Linked DNA regions of Homo sapiens: region 2 is linked to region 1. A link is a contact called in ENCODE Hi-C or POLR2A ChIA-PET data. All regions are on one chromosome and are shown on one strand. Each heading gives the region's core, a stretch centred on a gene start or an enhancer-like site at or near the end of the contact. The rest is flanking DNA. Distances are from core to core; before and after follow the strand shown. Region 1 holds the start of H2AC11 (H2A clustered histone 11). Region 2 has its middle 20 kb from the start of ZSCAN16.

Evidence for each region. A loop is a pair of places that touch in the nucleus more often than their neighbours do. ChIA-PET counts read pairs that join two places held with the same protein, here RNA polymerase II (POLR2A). Pooled maps may share reads with other maps.
Region 2: a pooled map shows a loop between it and region 1 (2.9-fold over the local background). The contact joins the enhancer-like site here to the promoter of H2AC11 in region 1. A Hi-C loop is called at or near these places in 3 of 50 pooled maps. POLR2A ChIA-PET finds 5 or more read pairs at or near these places in 3 of 52 experiments (T-cell, activated B cell and endothelial cell of umbilical vein).

What each region holds. Positions count from the first base shown.
Region 1 is chr6:27,128,084-27,135,751 of GRCh38, forward strand. It overlaps H2AC11 (H2A clustered histone 11), which reads left to right and starts at 4,960. Exons shown (of 1, transcript NM_021064.5): 1 at 4,960-5,452. The coding sequence starts at 4,989. The coding sequence ends at 5,381. It overlaps H2BC11 (H2B clustered histone 11), which reads right to left and starts at 4,712. Exons shown (of 1, transcript NM_021058.4): 1 at 4,233-4,712. The coding sequence starts at 4,667. The coding sequence ends at 4,287. RefSeq lists enhancers at 3,932-3,991, 4,332-4,401, 4,412-4,481, 4,613-5,126, 5,092-5,431 and 2 more.
Region 2 is chr6:28,101,160-28,108,827 of GRCh38, forward strand. No RefSeq gene overlaps it. Among named protein-coding and RNA genes, the nearest start is that of ZSCAN16, 20 kb to the right of the region's middle. RefSeq lists an enhancer at 4,420-4,559. Within about 2 kb of position 3,617, at least 36 of the 41 ENCODE cell types and tissues checked have a DNase peak (open chromatin) inside an H3K27ac peak, as active enhancers do.

The sequences.
Region 1 (7,668 bases), core at 3,710-6,209:
CTCTCTGTTGCCCAGGCTGGAGTGCAGTAGCACGATTTCAGCTCATTGCAACCTCTGCCTTGCGAGTTCAAGTGATTTTCCTGCCTCAGGCTCCCAAGTAGCTGGGACTACAGGCACGCACCATCACGACTGGCTTATTTTTGTATTTTTAGTAAAGACCAGGTTTCACCATGTTGGCCAGGCTGATCTCTAACTCCTGACCTTACGTGATGTGCCTGCCTCAGCCTCCCAAAGTGCTGGGATTACATGCATGAGCCACTGCACCCAGTCAAAGGTATATTTTTTATGAGACTATTTTTAAAAACACTCAAATTGTCTGTCACAGCTCCTTGCCTATGCCCCTAAAAAGAGAGGGGAGGAGTGGGGGAAGGGGGGGAAACAGAAACAAAAAGAAAACTGACAAACAGAGGAGGAGTCCAAAAGCCCAACACCCATTAAGTCAAGACTTCCCACAGTTCTCTAAGCCAGCAAATGAATGTAATTTAAACTGCTTTAAACTTCATATAAAAATAAATCATTTTTGGTAAATCAATAAACAGAGGCATCTCCATGACTACTGGTGGGAGTATGTACTCCTCCTTTTCTAAAACAAAAAAAAACAGCAGGGAGCCCTGAGTTGGAAACATGAAAAGCATAACTTTTTTGAGTTGGCTATTATTAAGTGTAATATGAGAGGTACCACTCCATTCCTACCTCTCCTTTCTTTAACGAATGCATTTTGTCTACAGAAGAAATTATGCTTTTTCTTAGTCACTATTCAGCTCATCTATAACGTCCAAAATTGAACAGTACTTCAAGAGGGTGCTAAATGACTACATGCCACTTTAACTGAGTCTTCCAAAAATTCAGACTTCTGCTTATAAGGAATGTGGTACACATTAGGACTACCGAGTCTCATGGTCACCCATGCATTACCTTACCCTTTCTGTATAATGTATAGAAATGGGTCCAAAAAATGTTGAGATATGAGGTATAAAGCGTTCAGTAAGTTCACAGATGGTCCTGCTAGCAATAGCATGTAAGAAAGTGAAGCATATCGAAATCTAGAGTGTTTATCTCAGTGAAGACAAATCTCTGCCTCATCCATGACAAAATACTTGCAAGAATACAAGAATACTTCCCCTGACATATGGGACACTTAGCAGCAGCAGTATCCAGAGGTCAGCCTTGGTGAGCTAAGTCTATACTACAGAACTCAAGTATCACCTCTATCATTGCCTACCACCCTGGTCACAGTTTACAAGTAAATCACTTGGGCAATAAGTGGGGTGATAGGAAAAGAGACTACATGACAGCCATATGGTTGATGTGTACCTGATTGTTGATAGCCTCCTCTGAAGAGTGGGAATTTAGGTTAGCATTCACGTGGGATATTATTCTCATACTCTGGGACCATTCTGGGAAATTCATCCGTATCACTGTTCCCCAAAGCTTCCAGTCAACACAACCTCCACTTTTGCCCACTTAAAAAAATCTGTCTATCCAAACCATTAGCCATGTACATTCAGTTTAGATCAGTGTCTTAGGTCACTCTCCTTCTAGAAAAAGTAAACAATGACATTCAATACTCCAAATTGTGCTGAGTGGCAGCAATTCTTTTCCCTATTGCCATTTATGGACATACTTGAGTTACGGTTTCTAATACTACTGTTACAACCGGCATCAGTAGTATTAGCCAACATATATTGAATGCTTACTATGTACAGGACATTGTTCTAAGTATACCAAAACTATTTGCTCAAGAGGCACTGTTACATCCCCCTTTTTAAAATGAAGGAAAAAGCCAGAGGAAAAAAAAGGGAAAAAAGCCAATTCTTCAGGAACTGGTTAGTAATGGGTTGAACTTGCAGCATTCAGTTTTTCTTCTTTTTTTTTTTTTTTTTTTGAGACGGAGTCCCCTCTGTTGCCCAGGCTGGAATGCACTGACACGATCTCGGCTCACTGCAACCTATGCCTCCTGGGGTCAAGTGATTCTCCTGCCTCAGCCTCCCGAATAGCTGGGATTACAGGGTCCCACCAGCACATCAGGCTAATTTTTGTATTTTTAGTAGGGACGGGGTTTCACCATCCCCCAGGGGCAGGGGCTGCTCTCGATCTCCTGACCTCAAGTGATCTACCAGCCTTGGCCTCCCAAAGTTCTGGGATTACAGGCGTGAGCCACCCCGCCCAGTCCCATTCAGTTTTTCAAGCAAAGTATTAACTCTTTGTCCTTATTAAGGGGACACCAGCAAGATGAAAATAACCCATAAGGTGATCATTTGTTTCATTACCCCTTAGGCAGTTTAGTCTTCTGAGTAACAGGAGAATTAGCTGGGTTCTTTTCAACTTAACTTTGTATAGTTTTCGAAAACCTAGCCTTTACAAATTTTCACCTGTGGCTGGACAATATACCCATGAGTCAGTCGCAATCCTCCTTTTCTTACAAACCCTGCTTTTTATTCTGATTTCTATATCCTGTAAGACAAAGAAGCAAGTTATTTAGCTTGGAAATTATCATCTGACTATTTGGATTAATAGAGAGGGTCAGAGGCCCATGTAACATAACAATAATGTCATAAAAGTAATTTAAGTTCTGTTTATTCACAGAATTGATAACAGTTCAGTTATCCTTAGTACGGGATGATTATGGTGAAGGAAAAGAACTTGAGTGTATATTTTCTACATAGAAATATATACAACAAACCAGATAGCAATTCAGAGAGATACATATTTTAGAAACTCTACAGACAGTTTTCAAAGGCTGGACAAGTGTCCGAGAAAAAGCTAAAAAAACAGAAGAAATTTCATAAAGCAGGCAATATTTAACTGGGCTTTGAAAAAAACAGGACTTGAGTCAACAAGGGAAACGTGTGTATTTGATAGTGGATTTAACAAAAATACTAATTGTTTTAGATGTTATTACTGTGCTAAATTTAGATCCATTTTAAATAAACTAGATAGTAACTCAAGTTTATATACAATTACTACCTTTGAAACCAAAACCTAGTCATAGTGGGAGCTTCCAAATGCTTTATAGACCTTGGATTTTTACCTAAGAGACACATGACTGAAGTTACAACCTAGAGCAACATCGTTTGTTGGGTGACTGGTTCTCATTTGTGACAACCTGAATAAGGGGGAACTTGTTTTTCCTCACTTCTTCTAGGCAAAGTCAAAAACAGTATTTAAAATACTAACGAAAGGAGTTTTAAAATTGAAATTGACTTGTTTCAGAAAAGAGTCTGGGATAAATGTCCTCAAGCTTTCTGCCTTCATTACGCCCCGAATTGTCCTGTTTAGGCTTCTAATGCCTTTGCTTATATAGATATACCATAAAGGGAAAATAGTATTCTAATCAGAAATAAAGCATTGATCTTTCTCAGGCTGAAAACTACAGCATTCAAATTCCGTTGTAGCCGGGCTTGATGGCTCATGCCTGTAATCCTAGCACTTTAAGGCTGAGGCTAGTGGATCACCTGAAGTCAGTTCGAGACCAGCCTAGCCAACATGGTGAAACCCCATCTCTACTAAAAATACAAAAATTATCCGGGCATGGTGGCGCATGCCTGTAATCCCAGCTACACGGAAGGGTGAAGCAGGAGAATCGCTGGAACCCGGGAGGCGGAGGCTGCAGTGAGCTGAGATCGCGCCACCGCACTCCAGTCTGGGCGACAGAGGAAGTCTCCTTCTCAAAAAAAAAAAAACTGATTATGTTGCCATAAAGGGTCCCTTTAAAAAAAAAAACGCTCTATCCAACGAAAACTAATTAGAAATAAATCTCCTTCCCGAAAGCGATAAAATACTAAAGAATGAGAAACTGACAGTTTACTGAGTTTGTAAGGAAGGCCAAATAAAGGCGGGGTTTGGATTCCTTTGGCGCACCCAAGCCGACCGTGGACTTCCTGGATACAACAACCAATCAGGATGCAGAGGAAGGGCGGGCGTTGCCCGGGCAAATTCAAACTGACAACCGCTGCAACTTGGCACTGTTCCAAATCACTAACCGACGGGGGACCGACGAGTATTTTAATTGGTTTCTAACGTATTTTAATTGGTTTCGAACTTATAATAGAAAATTTCCCATCTCCTTACTTAACTCTAAGATTAGAATGGCAGATCTAAAAAAAAAAAGTCACTAAGGATTAGTTAAATAACTGCTCTACTTCAGACCAAAAAACACAGTAGCAAGTTACAAGGGTTTGTCAGTGGCCAGCAGAGGAGGAATACAAGCACCAGCTCTTTCTTTGAGAACATGGGTGGCTCTTAAAAGAGCCGTTAGGGTTGAGAGTTTGCAACCAACTCACTGTTTACTTAGCGCTGGTGTACTTGGTGACGGCCTTAGTACCCTCGGACACGGCGTGCTTGGCCAACTCCCCAGGCAGCAGCAGGCGCACGGCCGTCTGGATCTCCCTGGAGGTGATGGTCGAGCGCTTGTTGTAATGCGCCAGGCGGGAAGCCTCACCTGCGATGCGCTCGAAAATGTCGTTCACAAACGAATTCATGATGCCCATGGCCTTGGACGAAATGCCGGTGTCAGGGTGGACCTGCTTCAGAACCTTGTACACATAGATGGAATAGCTCTCCTTGCGGCTGCGCTTGCGCTTCTTGCCGTCTTTCTTCTGCGCCTTAGTCACCGCCTTCTTGGAGCCCTTTTTCGGGGCGGGAGCAGACTTCGCTGGCTCTGGCATAGCACTGTGTAGCTATAAAGCGCCAACGAAAAGGAAAAACAGCGTGAGCAGGGTATGACAAGGCGCTTTTATATAGAATCGCTTATGCAAATAAGGTGAAGAGTTGAAGTCTTGTGTCTGATTGGTAGTTATTCAGGGTAACGTCAGAGGTCAGGTCTGCCCAATCAGGATTCGCAAATCCAGAAGACGCACTACTATTGGTTGAAATTAAACTGCAGCCCTAACCAACAACACGTCTTCTTTTTCGCGCCCAATAGTGTTTATAAAAAGCGCCGCCTTTCCCGTTCACTTTGTGGTTGCTCGTAGTGAGTTGCGCTCGCTATGTCTGGACGTGGCAAGCAGGGAGGCAAAGCCCGCGCTAAGGCCAAGACTCGCTCTTCTAGGGCCGGTCTCCAGTTCCCCGTGGGCCGAGTGCACCGCCTGCTCCGCAAAGGCAACTATGCCGAGCGGGTCGGGGCCGGCGCGCCGGTGTATCTGGCAGCGGTGCTGGAGTACCTGACCGCCGAGATCCTGGAACTGGCGGGCAACGCGGCCCGCGACAACAAGAAGACCCGCATCATCCCGCGTCATCTCCAACTGGCCATCCGCAACGACGAGGAGCTCAACAAGCTGCTGGGCAAAGTCACCATCGCACAGGGCGGTGTCCTGCCCAACATTCAGGCCGTGCTACTGCCCAAAAAGACTGAGAGCCACCACAAGGCGAAGGGCAAGTAACTATCTGTACTAGTTTGTGGCAGCTCAAGTAAAATCGAGTCCAAACCAACGGCTCTTTTCAGGGCCACCCACGTCTTCTCTAAAAGAACTTAACATTTATTCCATGTGAAAGAAAGTGAGACATGGACAAGACTCTAGTCATAAATTACCCATCTTTTTGAAAACAGTGTAGCGAACACCGCAGATTTAAAAGAAAAACTAGAGGGAAGGTGGTCCAGATTTTACCACGCTTAAAAGTTAAGATGTGAACAAATCTCTTAGGCCATTACTTAATTTTAAACTTAATCAGTGTGTGTCCACAGAGCACCAGTGGCTTCGTGAGTTCTTGAAGCACTTTGGCCCAAAAGAGTTATCGCCCGGGCTAGAATTTAGCAGACAGCTGTTCCACGCGGGCCAGGGCGGCATGAAGAAGTCCCGCCGCTACGTGCCCGGCACAGTGGCCCTGCGCGACGTTCGGCGCTACCAGAACTCCGAGCTGCTGATCAGCAAGCTGCCGCTCCTGCGAGAGCTCGGCGGTGACGCCGCTGCACGAGAGCGAGGCTGAAGAACTTTGTGACACAATAGTCCACCTCCCTGCAAAGGCTCTGTCAGAGACTCACATCTTTCCTGATGGATAGCTGTGAAGCATTCTCTTACCCACCCTACTGCATGTTGCAAAGTATTCCTTTAAAATGAAGTGAGTAAAATACTGGGATGACGTTATCTGGAGCCCAAGAAAGATGGCTCATTTGGAAAGGCCTAATATCCCAAGTTGCTTACCTAGAAGAACTTGACAGGATAGTTAATAATAAACCTTAAAACCCATGAAGAAATCTGAGGTAAAGTGTTAGCACACAGACTGTTAAAATGTCTGCCTCACAGATAGGAGGGAAAATATATAGAGGATTATAATATGGTTCAACAAATGTTGATGAGTATTAGAAATGTACATTAGAAATATTAGAAATGTTTATGACTATTAGAAAAGTACAGGGTATTGGGCGTTCCTGACACAAACTGAGGCCTCCTAGCAAGACTGGCAGTTTTCTGTAAAGGAGGGTTATTTACTACGGTAGTGCAAATAACTTTTGGTGTTGTAGCTAAATAAGGAATACTCATGCCAAGATTGCACAATTGTGCCTCCTCCCTCTGTTCACTGAACTCTGATGTAATTTTTTTTTTTTTTTTGAGACGGAGTCTCGCTCTGTCGCCCAGGCTGGAGTGCAGTGGCGCTATCTCGGCTCACTGCAAGCTCCGCCTCCCGGGTTCACGCCATTCTCCTGCCTCAGCCTCCTGAGTAGCTGGGGCTACAGGCGTCTGCCACCATGCCCAGCTACTTTTTTGTATTTTTAGTAGATACGGGGTTTCACCGTGTTAGCCAGGATGGTCTTGATGTCCTGACCTCGTGATCCACCGGCCTCGGCCTCCCAAAGTGCTGGGATTACCGGCGTAAGCCACCACGCCCGGCCCACTCTGAAGTAATCTTAAGAAGACGTTAACTCATTTTTCTTGTGTATTGTAGACACTTTTGGCTGTCTGGTAACATGGAAAATCTCAGAATGATGTTTTAAGTATATAAAATGCCAAACAAAGTTAAATTACAGTTATCAAAGTATTTTTAAAACTTCATAGTGATAAATGAGACTATATAGTTATATTGTTAATATAGTTAACACATTACATGATTTGGTGAGCCTAATTGCTGTTACTAATTAGAGGAGTAAAAATGTTTCACGATAACTCAGCAATTGTAATGAGAAATGAAACATCTAATGTCTTTTGGGTTACAAAGTAACAGGTACTGAGATTTGTGGCCTAAATTCATAATAAAGTGAAATGTTCAAGTTCAGTCAAGGTTAAGTTTTTAAAAATAGATATTTTACTACCCAAACTCACAGACTTCCCCTTCAACACCCTCCAATTGCTGAATTTTTTCCTTAGGGGCATTGTGACATATAAGTACGGACCTCAGGTTAAAAACTCTTGCTCTAAAATTTGGTCAACCTACCCCATTTCTTTTCAGCTCCTTTTCTCTAGATACCTCCTCTTCCTATCTGGAATTTCTTTAGCACTTAGTCTACTGACATCTCATAACCTTTTACTGTGTCTGTTTCTTGTTCTTAAAATATAACTACTTCCAATCCTAGTATAAATACGATGTTTTGGAACAGAAACAAGTGCTGACAATATCTAGCAAAAATAGGTACTTGAGAGGCCCCCCAAATAGTAAAATATTTGGCTTTTTGATGGATTTTTATACTGTGTAACCCAATAATTTTACTCATTTTTGAATTGCCCTGTCTTTAAA
Region 2 (7,668 bases), core at 2,367-4,866, 970 kb after region 1:
TGGCACAAAACAAAGATGCCCTCTCCCACCACTCCTATTCAACATAGTATTGGAAGTTCTGACCAGAGCAATCAGGCAAGAGAAAGAAATAAATGGTATTCAAATAAAAAGAGAGGAAGTCAAATTGCCTCTGTTTGCAGATTGACATGATTGTATATTTAGAAAACCCCATCATCTCAGCCCCAAAACTCCTTAAGCAGATAAGCAACTTCAGCAAAGTCTCAAGACACAAAATCAATGTGCAAAAATCACAAGCATTCCTATACACCAATAATAGACAGAGAGCCAAATCATGAATGAATTCCCATTCACAATTGCTAAAAGTAGAATAAAATACCTAGGAAAACAGCTGACAAGGGATGTGAAGGACCTCTTCAAGGAGAACTATAAACCACTGCTCAAGAAAATAAGAGAGGACACAAAGAAATGAAAAAAAAAATTTCCTCCTCATAGATAGAAAGAATCAATATGTGAAAATGGCCATACTGCCCAAAGTGATTTATAGATTCAATGATATTCCCATCAAACTACCACTGACATTCTTCACAGAATTAGAAAAAACTACTTTAAATTTAATATGGAAACACAAAAGAGCCCATATAACCAAGAAAATCCTAAGCAAAAAGAACAAAGCTGGAGGTATCATGCCTACCTGACTTCAAACTATATACTACAAGGCTACAGTAACCAAAACAACATGGTACTGGTACCAAAACAGACATATAGACCAATGGAACAACACAGAGACCTCAGAAACAACACCACACATCTACAGCCATCTGATCTTTGACAAACCTGACAAAAACAAGCAATGGGGAAAGGATTCCCTATTCAATAAATGGTGCTGGGAAAACTGGCTAGCCATATGCAGAAAACTGAAACTGGGCCCCTTCCTTACACCTTGTACAAAAATTAACTCAAGATGGATTAAAGACTTAAGTGTAAAACCCAAAACCATAAAAACACTAGAAGAAAACCTAGGCAATACCATTCAGGACATAGGCATGAGCAAAGACTTCATGATGAAAACTCCAAAAGCAATTGCAACGAAAGCCAAAATTGACAAATGGGATCTAATTAAACTAAAGAGCTTCTGCACAGCAAAAGAAACTATCATCAGCGTGAACAGGCAACGTACAGAATGGGAGAAAATGTCTGCAATCTACCCATCTGACAGAGGTCTAATATCCAGAATCTACAAGGAAGTTAAACAAATGTACAAGGAAAAAACAACCCCATCAAAAAGTGGGCGAAGGATATGAACAGACACTTCTCAAAAGAAGACATTTATGTGGCCAACAAACATAAGACAAAAAGGTTCAACATCACTAATCATTAGAGAAATGCAAATCAAAACCACAATGAGATAGCATTTCATGCCAGTCAAAATGGCGATTATTAAAAAGTCAAGAAACAACAGATGCTGGCGAGGCTGTAGAGAAATAGGAACGCTTTTTACACGTGGGAAGGTAAATTAGTTCAACTGCTGTGGAAGACAGTGTGGTGATTCTTCAAATATCCAGAACCAGAAATACTTATTGACCCAGCAATCCCATTACTGGGTATATACCCAAAGGAATATAAATCATTCTACTATAAGGACACATGCACACATCTGTCTATTGCAACACTATTTACAATAGCAAAGACATGGAACCAACCCAAATGCTCATCAATGATAGACTGGATAAAGAAAATGTGGCACATAGATACAGTGGAATACTATGCAGCCATGAAAAGAAATGAGATCATGTCCTTTATGCAGGGACATGGATGAAGCTGGAAGCCATCATCTTCAGCAAACTAACACAGGAACAGAAAAACAAATACTGCATGTTCTCACTCAGAAGTGGGAGTTGAACAATGAGAACACATGGACACAGAGGAGAGCATTACACATGGGGGCTTGTCAGGGGATGGGGGCAAGGGGAGGGATAGCATTTGGACAAATAGCTAATGCATGCGGGCCTAAAACCTAGATGACGAGTTGATAGGTGCCGCAAACCACCGTGACACACACACATCTTTGTAACAAACCTACATGTTCTGCACTTGTATCCCGGAATTTAAAGTAAAATTTTTTAAAAAATGGTTGCTTTAAAGTGAAAGGATTAAAAAGAATAATAAACTGAGTGGATGCAGGAATTTGGGGAAAGAGAATAGGAAAAATTGTAAAAGGTTATACAAAGTTTGTGGAAATCTTATCTTGCATGGTCAAAGCTGATGAGAATAGATGGATCTGTTTATAAGGTATTATTAAAATTAGGTTTAATATTAACAATGCACTGATACAAAGTAGAATTTTATTTTCTTGCTTGAACAATATAGTATTAATAAGAGATATAAGACTAGTGTTCATCTTTTGAATAAACTGTTAAAAATTTAAAAAGGAGAGAGAGAGACAGATTCTTGTTTGAAAAACTGAATCTCCTCTCTTTCAAAGAGTAAAGGTTTACGCTTTTTGAAATATTTCAATTATCACTTTGGCTAAATAAATGATTATTATGACCTGTGATCTTAGTTTTGATATCAAAGGTTTTAAGACTTTGATATTTGACATAATTCCCAAAATCAAATTTCAAATTCTAAAATTAAGTATTTTCTATAAGGAATGCCTGATAGTCCAAGAGAGACATATTAGGCTTATTTGGTTAAAATCACACAGGAAACACTGTCAAATAAGAAATGGCATTTAACTTTTGTTGATTAGAAGATGTGGGAAAAGGCAAAAAAAAAAAAAACCCAAAACTTTCAGTCACATTTGTATAAATGTGTTATTAACATGTGTTCCGAAATTGTATATTCCTAAATTCTGATGTGTCTTGGTATATGTTATCAGTCATAATTATGATTATGGCAAATTTTGTAGGCTACAGAAATAACCAGATTTTCTTGTTAATTGTGTGTTTAACCATGGCTACTCTAAGCCTTTTGCCATCCACAGACAATTATTGTCTTACTTTACTTCTCAAAAAGTGATTTACAATTCGCTACAGTCTAAAATTTTATTTTCCTTAAAGGAAATTCATGGAAAGGACACTGCCAAGTACTCTTGAATGCAGGTTTCTGATAACTTTGGAAATCACACCACTGGACTAGCTAAAAACTTCCAGAACTCTTAAAAAAAAAAAAACTGATGGATTCATGAAGATTACTAACCCAACATCAAGCAGAACAAGAATTAATAACATGGGCCTAACCTAATAGAGGACTGCATTTATCTTTTATGACTTTTTGTTTGAAACAATTCTGATTCTTTCTACATTTGTTTTCCAGAGTCAAGAAAAAATTCATTTTTATTTTGAGCCATTTATGGTTACAGTGATTGGGAAAAGTGTACTTTTGTGAGAAAACTGAAACTCCAGGTCGGTGGACAGAAATGAAGTCTGGGGAGGTTCCCGCCTGCCGACCTGAGCGGGGAGGACTGACGGACTCAACGCTGCGAAGCTGGAACTCAAACCCTTTCTTTCGGATGAGACAAGTTGTGAAACAAAACCCCATGCCCAAGTGACCCCATTTGGAGACTCCGCGGCGCGCACTGGGGACCCCACACGCTGCACACCTCTCTGAAGCCGCTGGAAGCTGGGGCGCAAGGCCGGAAGGGGTTCGCAGACGCACTTCCGCCAGCGGCCAGGCAGGGCGCAGAGGAGCTAGTTAGAGCTGGGCTGGAGCTGCCACCCAGCCCAGGTAGTAAGACTGGCAGGAAGAGAGCAGGACGCCGCCGCCCGAGTCCCCCAGCTCAGCCAGGTGCGGGCGGGAGGAGCCCCGTCCTTGCTTAGCCCCGCGCTGGAAGCGCCGTCCGAGACACTGCACGGGGCAGACTGGTGGGTGTCCCGGCCCTGGCACCGCGGGGTTGCCCTAGCCAACCGGAGCCCAGCTCCCCCACGCGGGCCGGACGTTTCCCCAGACGTTGCGAAGTCCGACTCTGGTTCACAGATGCCGACCTGGTCGGTCTATGCGGACCACCCTTTTCTCCAACGTGACCGCCGACTATTGGAAGTTTTTTGTGATCTGTCAGGCCCTGATGGCTTAAGGAACATAGCCAGATCTTCCCGAGTCCGAGGCTCGTTATGGTTGTCCACTGATGATCTGCCATTTCGTTTATGTTACAGAATAAACAGGGAAAGTGTTTGTAGTCTGGTTGGTTAACACTGTATTTTGCCTTATTCTTTCAAAGATCTAAACTAGTGGAAGGCAACCTGTAGAACCCGCTTCCATGTCCTTTATCTTGAATGATTCCTGAAACAGCCTTTCTCCAAACCTGCTCCAGAAGTCCCTGAATTAATCCTTAGAGCCCAGGAAGTGAAGATGTCTTTCAAAGATGCCGATTGGGTAACAGAAGCTAAGCACAGAGAAGGCAGTAGAGGGCCTTATTGCGTGGTCCTAAGTTGTGTGCCAAAAAACAGAGAAGTGTCCCTGAGCACCAGGTGTGGTCTCCCCTGCCAGCCCCTCGATGACCAGGTCATAAAGATAACTGCAATCCTTTACTGAGGTCTTACTAAGTGCTAGGCACTGAGTCTAATGCTTTCCAGGCACTGCATCTAATGCTTTTTGTAATTTTTCTTAAAAAAAAAACCCTATATTATCAGGTCTGTGGTTTAATCACATTGTACCAATACTATTTTTTGGCCTTGCAATTGTGCTATGGTTATGTAAGATTTTAATATAATAGGAAGCTGGGTGAAGGATATAGGGACTGTTCTATACCTTTTTGGAAATTTTCTGTAAGTTTAAAATTAGTTCAAAATAAAAAGTTACAAACAAAATTAGAAGCTTGTTTTTAACGGCAGAAAAGGAATAAAAATTTAGAGATTAAGCCACTACACATAAGAGAATGTGACAACATTCGAGCCCAGGGCTTTTGGAATCCTCAGCCCATGCCCTTCACCACTGCCCACCATGTTAATCCTGGGTAACAGATAGGCCCTGCCTAAATCAGTTACGCACACAGCCCCCTACCTATGTTAACATAATTTTACTATTCAACTGTCTTTGCTAATGTGATACTACTATTCCACTGTCTTTATCAACATGACTTTACTATTCCAGGACATTATTGCTGTAGGAGATAAAAATTGCAAATAATTATTTTTGTTTCAAGAACTTCCCCCTCAAAAAATCTATTTAAATGAACATCAAATTCTTCAACTTTCAATAATTAGTATCCAGACTTTTTGAAACCCTCACCTCAAAACCTTCATCTTAATGAATGTGTCCATCAATCTTAAATTATTGTATCACCATCCTTGCCCAGTCCTAATTCTGCTTTGAAAGATCAGCATCACACCATCACTGGCCATCAGAGAAATGCAAATCAAAACCACAATGAGATACCATCTCACACCAGTTAGAATGGCAATCATTAAAAAGTCAGGAAACAACAGGTGCTGGAGAGGATGTGGAGAAATAGGAACACTTTTACACTGTTGGTGGGACTGTAAACTAGTTCAACCATTGTGGAAGTCAGTGTGGCGATTCCTCAGGGATCTAGAACTAGAAATACCATTTGACCCAGTGATCCCATTACTGGGTATATACCCAAAGGACTATAAATCATGCTGCTGTAAAGACACATGCACACATATGTTTATTGCGGCATTATTCACAATAGCAAAGACTTGGAACCAACCCAAATGTCCAACAATGATAGACTGGATTAAGAAAATGTGGCACATATACACCATGGAATACTATGCAGCTATAAAAATGATGAGTTCATGTCCTTTGTAGGGACATGGATGAAATTGGAAATCATCATTTTCAGTAAACTATCGCAAGAACAAAAAACCAAACACTGCATGTTCTCACTCATAGGTGGGAATTGAACAATGAGAACACATGGACACAGGAAGGGGAACATCACACTCTGGGGACTGTTGTGGGGTGGGGGGAGGGGGAAGGGACAACATTGGGAGCTATACCTAATGCTAGATGACAAGTTAGTGGGTGCAGCGCACCAGCATCGCACATGTATACATATGTAACTACCCTGCACATTGTGCACATGTACCCTAAAACTTAAAGTATAATAATAATAAATTAAATAAAAAATAAAAAAAAGAAAGATCAGCATCAAACCTTTCAAATCTTGTAAATATCCTGACTTTGCCTTCCTCCCTCAGAGATGCTACTAGGACTCTGTCAAGGTAGTGCTTTTTATCACCCACAAGAATAAACTTCATTTTGCCTTACCAACATTGTTTTGTTGTTATTTTTGGGAAAAAGCATCCAACAATTTTCTCAGGACTGTCAAAACTGCTGTTTCTTGACAAACATTCCTTCTATTTGAGAAAAGGTTTGAACTGTTTTATACTTTTATTTTTTGAACTATAGTTTCTGTTACCTTAGGAGTGTGCTTTAACATAACACTTACAGCAGCAATCCTCTTAGCCCATTGGAGCTAGAATGCCCACTGTGTCCCTTCCATGGGCTCCTGAAGAGACAAAGCAGCTCTTTGAAACAAACAACAAATAAAGCCTTGCCATGAAGCAGGGATCCAGCCCAAAAAGGAGTAGCCCAAACAAACAGTAGTTATTCGGCCAGCGTTTCTGACAGTTCTGATACAAGGAGACTCCTGGGCCCTGTGAGGCCTTGAGCCAGCTCTGGAAGCTCTGCTGTGAGTGGTTAAGGCCTGAGATTCACACCAAGGAGCAGATGTTAGACTTGCTGTTGCTTGAGCTGTTCCTGGCCATTCTGCCCGAGGAGCTCCTGGCCTGGATGCATGAGTATCATCCAAAGAATGGAGAGGAGGCAGTGGTTTTGCTGGAGGTAAGAAAGGGTCCTATACACTTGGGTAGAACAGCCTGGAGAGGGTGTCCAAGCTGGTCCTTTGTGGGATCTCTGGGGATCATGTACACTGTCGCCCCTTCAGATGCCCAAATGAGCCTGCTTGTCCTCAGGTTTCAGCCCAGGCCCATGTGCAGGAAGTGCTTTCTTTTTTTTCTTTTTTTTTGAGACAGAGTCTCACTTTGTCGCCCAGGCTGGAGTGCGGTGGTGCGATCTTGGCTCACTGCAACCTCCGCCTCCCAGGTTCAAGCAATTCTCCTGCCTCAGCCTCCCAAGTAGCTGGGACTACAGGCGTATGCCACCATGCCCAGCTAATTTTTTTGTACTTTTAGTAGAGAGGGGGTTTCGCCATGTTGGTCAGTATGGTCTCGAACTCCTGACCTCAAATGATCCACCTGCCTCGGCCTCCCAAAGTGCTGGGATTACAGGCGTGAGCCACTGCGCCTGGCCAGGAAGTGCTTTCTGAGACTTCAGTGCCTCTCAATCCTTCTGTGGAGACTCAGCTTAAAAGTGACTCTCAGGACTCTCAACAGCAAAAGGATTGTGATTAGTGTTGACACTTGTGTCATATGGCTCCCTTGGAGACCTTAGAATCATCCATCATTTGGCAAATATATATTACTTTTTATGTGCTAGGTACTGTTCAAGGCTCTAGGAATAGTGAACAAAGCAGAAATGATCTTTGCTTTCATGGAGACAATCTTATGACAGAGGTACTAAACACGCAAATAAATATACTGTGACAGATTGTATATGGAGAGAGAGTGTAGTCAGGAAGGTCTCTTTGAGGAAGTAATATGGGAGCTGAATCTTAAAAGTGATGTAGAAATTAGCTAAGTGAATAATAGAGAGGAAAGCATTCCAGACCACAACAGCATGTGC